Linked DNA regions of Homo sapiens: region 1 is linked to region 2. Evidence: chromatin contacts called from ENCODE Hi-C or POLR2A ChIA-PET data. All regions are on one chromosome and are shown on one strand. Each heading gives the region's core, a stretch centred on a gene start or an enhancer-like site at or near the end of the contact. The rest is flanking DNA. Distances are from core to core; before and after follow the strand shown. Region 1 holds the start of STRN3 (striatin 3). Region 2 has its middle 24 kb from the start of COCH.

Region 1 (4,397 bases), core at 545-3,044, 180 kb before region 2:
ATAATTTGAAGAAATGGTCCTTAACATTATAGTACTGCAATCTAAGATCTCATTTCATATAGAAATAAAACATGGCAGCATGAGTAACAGGTCCAATCTGCTTTCCATTAAACTGTAATAACAGTAAAGCAGATGTGATAAAATAAGATGCATTACTTAATCTCTTTTGAAATTACTTCCTGATTGGTTGGTAGTGCATACTCCATAGTACAAGTTTTATTGGCTTTTGCAGTAAAGAAAAAAAATTTTAAAAAGTAACAAATTTTCAATGCAATTTTCCTGCATCGCTATTAATATAATTACTGAACCTAATTTCCTTATGTTGTTAATTATTTTTGTCTTATTTTTCAAACAAATGCTTCTTAGCTATATTAATTTTTAGAAACACACTAGTGCATTAGGATATTTTCTAGGAAACTAAGCACATAAAAGTACCCACTATTGTACTTAAAATATTAGCCTTGTCTCTTATGTATATGTTACATTCCTCAAACTTTTTAAATTTTTTGCCGACACGGAGTCTCGCTTTGTCGCCCAGGCTGGAGTGCAGTGGTGCGATCTCGGCTCTCTGCAACCTCAGCCTCCTGGGCTCAAGCAATTCTCGTGCCTCAGCCTCCCCAGGAGCTGGGACTACAGGTGTGCGCCACCATGCCCGGCTAATTTTTGTATTTTTAGTAGAAATGGGGTTTCACAATGTTGGCCAAGCTGGTCTCGAACTCCTGGCCTCAAGTGATCGCCCACCTCGGCTTCCCAAAGTGCTGGGATTACAGGCTTGAGCAGCCGCGCCCGGCCATATTCACTTAAACATTTAATGACCCAGGAGAACATTCATCTAGGATTTTAAGTTGTACTCACAGTGCTTTTATTTTCTGTTTCGATCAAAATAGTCTATTGATGACAATATTTGTGAGCCCATTCATTTCTACCGTATCAAATTGTTAGTCTAGCCAGTCTCCTTCAAACTTCTCTCCCTCTACCCATCATCGTCAAGATCTAAAGGAATTCACTACCTCTTCTTCTCCCAAGAAAAAAAAAATCGCTCCTCCCCCTCTCCCAACCCCCCCACAACCCATTCCAGAAAAGGAAAGAAGAGGGGACGCAAAGTGGAATAAGTTACGACGGGCGACCGAGCGCATAGAAATGGGACCAAAGCCCAGGCTCAAGACAGAGACGAGGAATCAGTAACCACAGCCGGAGGATCTTGGCTATTTGCCAGCAGAGAACTGACTGGTTCTAAGAAACCAGAGGCAGAGCGAGTGACAGGAAGGGAAAGAGGGCCCACCCTTGGGACTGCCTGAAACACTCAAAGAATGAAAAAGAAACGTCAGGAATCCGAGACGGGATGCGGTCGGCCAGAGCGACCAGCCAGGTTAACAACCAGCTCAGAAAGCCGGGACACGGGTGAGAGACCCCTGGGAAGGAAACAGCGCCCGGGGACGGCCTGCTAAAAGGAAACTGATAACCAGGAAGCCTAAGGCCGCCTCGCTTCCAAAAGTCAGAGTCGGAGCCCAGGTGTCCGGTAGCTGCGGCCAGACACCGGATCGGGTCTGAGGGCGGGCCTAGGGGCGGAGCCCGAGCTCTTTCCCCGCCCTCTAACGGCGACCCGGGCTGCGTTCTCAGTGCGCCGGCGTAGGGTGAGGCCGGACTCTATTTGGCGATTAAGCGTGAGGCTGCGTTCGCTACCCAGCATGCTGTGCGCTAGTGACGGCCCTCCGCCTATCCCCTTCCCAACTCTCCCCCCACCCCTCCCGCCGAGGCCCCCCCTTCCCCTAAAGTGAGTGAGTGAGACGGGCAGATGGAGGAGGGATTGTAATGGCGGCAGCCGGCAGCTCCCTGCTCTGACCCACGGCAGGCACACAGCAACGACCCCTTCCCCGCCCCTCTCCCGGCCGGCCTCCGCCCCGCAGCCAGCGCGGGGCCACCCTCTCCGGCCCTTCCCCCAGCTGTCGGCGTCTCGCCCTGCGCCCCGGCCGGGGCCCCACACACAATGGACGAGCTTGCCGGAGGCGGTGGTGGCGGCCCGGGGATGGCGGCCCCTCCCCGGCAGCAGCAGGGACCTGGGGGGAACCTGGGCCTTTCGCCCGGGGGGAACGGAGCGGCGGGCGGCGGGGGTCCTCCGGCCTCCGAGGGAGCGGGTCCCGCGGCAGGCCCCGAGCTGTCCCGGCCGCAGCAGTACACTATCCCGGGGATACTGCACTACATCCAGCACGAGTGGGCTCGGTTCGAGATGGAGCGGGCGCACTGGGAGGTGGAACGGGCCGAACTGCAGGTACCTCGTTGGGGTCGGTGTGCGGGAGCTGCGGCGGCTGGGTTCCCGGCCGGGGGGTGGGGCTGGGGACTCCACTCAGCCGGAGCCGGCGCCTTGGGAGGCCGAGCGGAACCTACCTGTGCTGCTCAGGTTGTGATGGTCCTCTCAACGGCTTTTCCTGGAGTCCCCCTCCCTCTTTCCCGCATAAGCTTGCTCCCCAACCTTCACTGGCTACGCGGTGCGGGCCTCCTCGGGGCAGCCATTTTGGCTTTTAGTATGGCGTCTGCGGGGGCTCCTCCGGAGGCGGCCTTCCCGGGCCTCCGGGGCTTGGGACCGAGCACCTCTCTGTGGGAGAGTCCGGTTTGGGGCCTCTCAACACTGAGTTTGCTCTTGTTTGTTCCTCTTGAGATGAAGAGCCCGAAGAGAGGGACTAGGATAGGCATCTTACCCCCCTTTTCCGGACCACCCCCCTTTCCGATTTGGCGTATCTGGCCCCCTCCCTCAGACTTGGTACGCGCTTGCCCCTTGACAGCCACGCTTCTTTCCTGGGCTGCTAGGGTGCACAGTGACTTGGGACTGACCTGTGAAGTTTTATTTCCCATCGTCAACTTTAAGTACTTTCTCACCTGAGATGCTGCCTTACTCACTTGGATTCTCTGTAGTTATTCCTTACTTAGTGACTCATCAACGCTTTCAGCACTGAATTTTTCTTTTTACAGTACTCTCCACTAGATCTCCTTTCCCCCATCCGTTTCTTTATCTATAAAAAAACCAAACCAGACGATCGATGCTGTATTTATGAAACGACTGAAGAGATTTAATATTCCCTTGAAGTGAAACGTAGTTATATCATGTTACTTACTCTTGCAGGAGAAGCAAAGTGAGATGTTCTCGGAACCCTTCATAGTTGAGCTTGACTCGATCCTCATAATGTGAACCTTTGATAGGCTGCACATTTGGAAGCTGTTGGTAGTTAACAGCTCATGTCCTGGATCTCAAAATTGCTGCATCTTTTTGAAAGGGTTATTTAACTTTCTTGGGTATTTGTGTTTATTTTTAAATACCTTTCCAGGGCAAATTTAGGCTTAGAAGGAAAAAGCGTGTGTCTAAATAGTATTGCACCTGTTCTTCAGACTGTTGTGTATTTAGGGGGTAAGCAGTATTTGCTGTCATATATGTCATATGCCTATGGTGAATCGTTAGGCAAATGTAGTGCTGAAAGGAGGAGGATTGGATTAACTAGAAAGGGTGTCCTCAAATATGCATCTCTTTAGTTTGGTTCTGAACTAGTAAACTTTTATATGACTCCACAAAGTGGGTGAAGTTAAACTTTTCAAAAGTAAAAAATACTTGGGTATTTTGACACTGTATGAAGTCTTAAAAAAAAGTAACACTTGTTAGTCATTTCAGTGCTTTACAATTGTGTTTTGATATAATATTGGGCTTTAAAATTACATAACTTTAAAAAAGCTGAAGTCAAAACTGGTTTAAGTTGTGTACAGTCTGCTTTAACATACTTAAAATTTATAGAATTCTGTTGGTATACAGCTTTCTACTACATACTGCAAACTTAATTTTCTGTGTGAGTAAAGTAAGTAAGGCATTTGTTTTTAAAATTTGGATTGACAAATGCAGTAAGGCCTAAGCTCACTAAATAATACTTCACCAGTCCCTGCTATGGTTTCTTAGACCTTTGTACTGTTGTATGCAAGTTTGGATTTCAACACTCTTCAAGTTAGCAATTGCATTTTTCACCCATAAACTTCACTAATGTAAGCAGCTGAGAAGAAAGATATCTTGTGCCCAAATTAGTAAAACCTATACTATATATTAAAGAAGCCTTTATTGCCTGCTCTAGCATTTGCTTTCCCTTCTAGGTCTCCTTAACAGCAGCAGCAGTGTTTTAAGGTAGATTCCTTTTGCTTGCTTGCTTGCTTTCAATTCTATTGGTACAGTACTGTTATTAGCCATCCTAAGTTTTTGTTTGTTTCCTTGTTTTGAAGAAGTCCTACAGTGTTTCTAGACTCTTTTTTATTTCATACTGATTCTTTTGGAATAAAATGTTCATGATGGCGTTGGTTTTTTTTTTTTTGAGTTATATATTTAAAATGTTTTATTGGGTTAACTTAATAAGGTTTCTAGTTTGCTT
Region 2 (4,380 bases), core at 1,857-4,356:
GTCAATCATTTTCATGTGGTCTGAGGGACAACAAGTAGATCAGACACTAAGCTTGAGCCTCAATCTCTTTTTTTTTTTTTTTTTTACTTGAGATGGAGTCTCACTCTGTCACCCAGACTGGAGTGCAGGGGCGCGATCTTGGCTCACTGCAAACCCTGCCTCCTTGGTTCAAGAGATTCTCCTGCCTCAGCCTCCCAAGTAGCTGGGATGACAGGCACCCACCACCATTCCCCCCTAATTTTTTTGTATTTTTAGTAGAGACAGTTTCACCATGTTGGCCAGCTGGTCTCAAACTCCTGACCTCATGATCCACCCGCCTCGGCCTCTCAAAGTGCTGGGATTACAGGCATGAGCCACAGCACCCACCTGAGCCTCAATCTCTTAACATCTGGATGGCAGTTAGGAAAGGAAGCTTGAAATTTTTAGTACAGACCCCTAGATGCAAAGAGGAAAAGTGCCTATTGATCTGAAAATCCCTAGAAATGACTAGCAAAAATAACCACCTCCAGTTGCTCTCTTTTTTTTTACCCTGGCTTATTTTTTCTATAGTACTTTTTACATTGGATCTTATTTCCTTATTTATTTGCTGATTTATTAAATTTGCTTATTTATTAAACCATCTGTCACCATTGAATGTACATGCAATGATGGCAGGGACTTTTTCTTGTTCACTATTGCGTTCCCAGTGCCATGTAATTGTCACTTGATGAATATTTGATGAACGAATGAATGAATCTATCTTGTTCAGCAACTTATCTCATTACCAAATTATCAACACACCAATAGATTTGGCACTTTCCTTTAAAAAAGCAGATTACCTAACTGTTATAGATTTGAAGGACTACATTCTATCAGCAGCATGTAGGAATAACAGTGGCATTCTGAAACAATTGTGTAGGTTAACAAGTTGGGGCACTCTGGCAGAGAATGGGCAAAGGCAGCACATCGAATACTTTGAGTTATTGACCTCCTTATAATTATCGTCAAGACTTTAAGATTAATAAAACATCTTAGCTTGTTCTGCTTAATAATACCTCTTCCTTAGCCTGTATAGTTTCTTGATTTAATGCTCCTATTTTTGGGTTAAATCCTCTCGAATAATTGCCTAGTAGCCAGTATTATTGGCCATTAGAACTTTTAACTGAGGATCTCCTCTTCATGGGTGCAGCCTGGGTTGAGAGTACTGTGCCATGCATTTGCTTAGGATTTACTCAGAAGGGCAGAGGGCATTGTTCATGAGTTACCTGTGAGAATTTTAAAACCTGCAATCTCTGCTTCCCAAGTTCAAGCGATTCTCCTGCCTTAGCCTCCCGAGTAGCTGGGACTACAGGTGCCTGCCACCACGTCCGGCTAATTTTTGTATTTTTAGTAGAGATGGGGTTTCACTATATTGGCCAGGCTGGTCTTGAACTCCTGACCTTGTGATCCGCCCACCTTGGCCTCCCAAAGTGCTGGGATTACAGGCATGAGCCACTGTGCCTGGCCAAAATGTTGTGTTTCTTATTTTGATGATAATTTTAAAAATGTGATGCAGGTATATTCTAGGTCATCAGGCTGACCACTTCACAACTAAGTTCTGCCATCATATTTCATTGCCCGTGTATGCATCTGTGTTTATGACAGTTGTGTTGGGGGCCATGCATTTTTATGAAACTCATGCATTTATGAGAAAAAAACAGAGACAGCTTGCTGTGCAATGACACACTTGTGGCAAGTGAAGATCAGAACACAGAGTACAGAGACCCAATATGAAGGAGCTTGGATCTGATCTTGTAGATAGATCTTCTGATGAAAAACCATTGAAGAGACTCAACTAAGGTGGAGGTAGTGAAGATGGAGTGGAGAAGAAGAAATATTTATGATGCTCAATCAACATGACTTGGTGATTGTTTATCTCCTGAGGATGGAAGGTTAGGAGGTGAGGGTTAGAGGAAGTAGTCAGTGATGACTCCCAGTGTTTCTCAAGATGAGCAATGAAGAGATTTCCCCTAAAGAAAATAAAGTTCTGGTGTTAACTTGAATTAATTATATAAAAGCATTACTTAACTATGTATATACACAAAATTAGGTATATATTTCTTTTATTAGTCTTATAAAAGCAAAAAAACTTACAAATTAAATATAAAAACTATGAAACCTGTTAATTCTAAATTAACAACATTCATTTAATGTGACAAATGTTTTGGTAGAACTGAATCACTATTTGCAAACTAAATATCTAAATATAACATAGACTGCTATAGTAGAGGATATTTTGATTTAGGATGGAGGAAAATGGTGGAAGAATTATCAATACACAGCAGCTCATGAACAGACTAAACCCTCTTAAAAGAAGAGGCCCTGCATTTCTCAAATTTGAGTGACTTGTTTTAAGACTCAGCTTGAGGCTTACTTCATTTGAAAGTCTTCTGTGACTAAACCGAGCATGATAGATGCTCCTCTTTTGGGTCTGTGCAGAGTTCTGTCATTTAATTTATCTCACAACAATATGATTCATAGGTATTTGTCTATCCTTGAAAACAATTTTTTAAATTTTCTCAAAGACTGGGACAGTGTCTAGCATACAGCAGAAGTAAGTAAATGTTGATTGGTTGAGGGAAAGGTTCATACGTACATTCTGGGCTTAAAAAAAATAATTGATTATGCTAAATAAAAAAGCCATGGGGATATATTAGTCAGAATTCAGTCTGAAGAGAAGAGAGATTATGAGTGTTATGAGATAAGTGATTCGTATGGGAATTAGATCTTACACAATTGGGAAGGAGCTGGGAAGTGAAGGCCCTGTAGGGGAATAAGGTGATAGAAGAGGTCATCAGCCAGGATAGGAGAAACCACATCTGTTGATTGGGAACCCCTTGGGAAGGTCTGCAGGAAGCTGTTTGGCCACCAGCTGTGTGTCTGGTTGTAGGTATGGGCTGCTGTTGGCCAACAAGGTCAGTGGTTGGGAAGAAGAGCTATACAGAGGAACTGTTCTAGAACACAGGAGACCAAAGACCAGCTGGAGCCTGCTGGGCACCTTTGCATATTTCTGTCACTGTGTCTGATGACAGACTTTCAGAACATAATGGCTATTGTTTCACTTCTGTCTTCTAAATCTCACACAAGATCCTCTTGGCCAATTAAGCCCACAGCCATAGAAGGGAGAAGATTTTGGGAAACATGATTTCAGTTTGACCGAGTCAACACAGAACAAACCACCACAGATTTCTGCTTCTGTCAGTGTGGCTCTTTAGGACAGTCTCTCAGGCACGTCTGGTCTCATAAGAGGTAGTAAGATCTCCAAGGACCCTCTCCCAGCAAATACAACAACCAGCAGAGCCGTGGGCAATGAAAGTGTGAGATGAGCTTTCCCTGAGAGTAGATGTCAATAGTCATGCTGCTACCAAGATATTGGTGGCCAGGTAAGAAAACTGAGCTTGGAACATCCAATGTGAGCTTCGACTGTGCCAAGGGGCTGATGTCATCCCAGGGTAGTACTGCCTTTTGCTGCTGGTAAAAGAAGAAGCAAAAAACAAATTGTCTCTGGGGGAAATCTTCAACAATTTAGTTTGCAGATTAAGCAATCATTTCACAATCAAAGTTCACCATGCACATTGCAATGCAAGCCAAGCTGAGTGAGATCAATAGAAAAAAAAAAAACAGATTTAGACCCTTCCCCATAGACTTCAGTTATTAGAGTTGTCAGTTGCACAATATAGGGAAGCTATGTTAAAAATATTTAAAGGGGAGGGTGTGGTGGATCATGCCTGTAATCTCTTTTGGAGATGGAGGCAAGAGGATCGCTGGAGGCTGGGAATTTGAGACCACACTAGATAACATATTGAGAGCCCCATCTCTACAAAAAATAAGAAAAAAGTAGCCAGGTATGGTGGGGCACGCCTGTTGCCCTACCTACCTGGGAGGCTGAAGCAAGAGGCTCTCTTGAGCCCAGGAGTTGGAGATTGCAGCGAGCTATGATCTCACCACTGCACTCTAGTCTGGGCAACAGAGTGAGACTCTGTCTCTAAGAAAAAAAAAAACTTAAAGAAATAATGGACACAATCAAAAAGATAAGTAAGTAACAAAAAAACCAGCAGGAATAAATAGGTAGACTTGGAAATAAAAGGGAATTTCTGAAAATGTAAAATACAATTGTTAAAAATTTAAGGACTCAATGAATGGGTTTGACAGCAGATTTAATACAGCCATAATCACTCCAGGAAAGGCAGAAAAGGAATTGGAAAACATAAAAAAGTAGATATGTGAGGAAATCTAATATATATTTAACCGAGTCCCAAAAAGTGAGACTAGAGAGAAAATTGTAGGCAATATTTAAAGAGATATGGGCTTTAAATTTTCCAGAACTAATCTATTCCATAGATCCTAGGAAAAACCTGTTTT

Evidence for each region. Hi-C counts contacts between places; a loop is a spot of excess contacts on that map. ChIA-PET counts read pairs that join two places held with the same protein, here RNA polymerase II (POLR2A). Pooled maps may share reads with other maps.
Region 1: a pooled map shows a loop between it and region 2 (5-fold over the local background). The contact joins the promoter of STRN3 here to the enhancer-like site in region 2. A Hi-C loop is called at or near these places in 8 of 37 single-sample maps with no recorded cell type and 5 of 50 pooled maps. POLR2A ChIA-PET finds 5 or more read pairs at or near these places in 2 of 52 experiments (AG04450 and PC-9).

The regions. Positions count from the first base shown.
Region 1 is chr14:31,023,776-31,028,172 of GRCh38, reverse strand. It overlaps STRN3 (striatin 3), which reads left to right and starts at 1,794. Exons shown (of 18, transcript NM_001083893.2): 1 at 1,794-2,269. The coding sequence starts at 1,988. It overlaps AP4S1 (adaptor related protein complex 4 subunit sigma 1), which reads right to left and starts at 2,524. Exons shown (of 6, transcript NM_001128126.3): 1 at 2,386-2,524. RefSeq lists enhancers at 1,296-1,455, 2,566-2,675, 2,746-2,845 and silencers at 1,586-1,905, 1,996-2,255, 2,395-2,576.
Region 2 is chr14:30,848,202-30,852,581 of GRCh38, reverse strand. No RefSeq gene overlaps it. Among named protein-coding and RNA genes, the nearest start is that of COCH, 24 kb to the left of the region's middle. Within about 2 kb of position 3,106, at least 3 of the 41 ENCODE cell types and tissues checked have a DNase peak (open chromatin) inside an H3K27ac peak, as active enhancers do.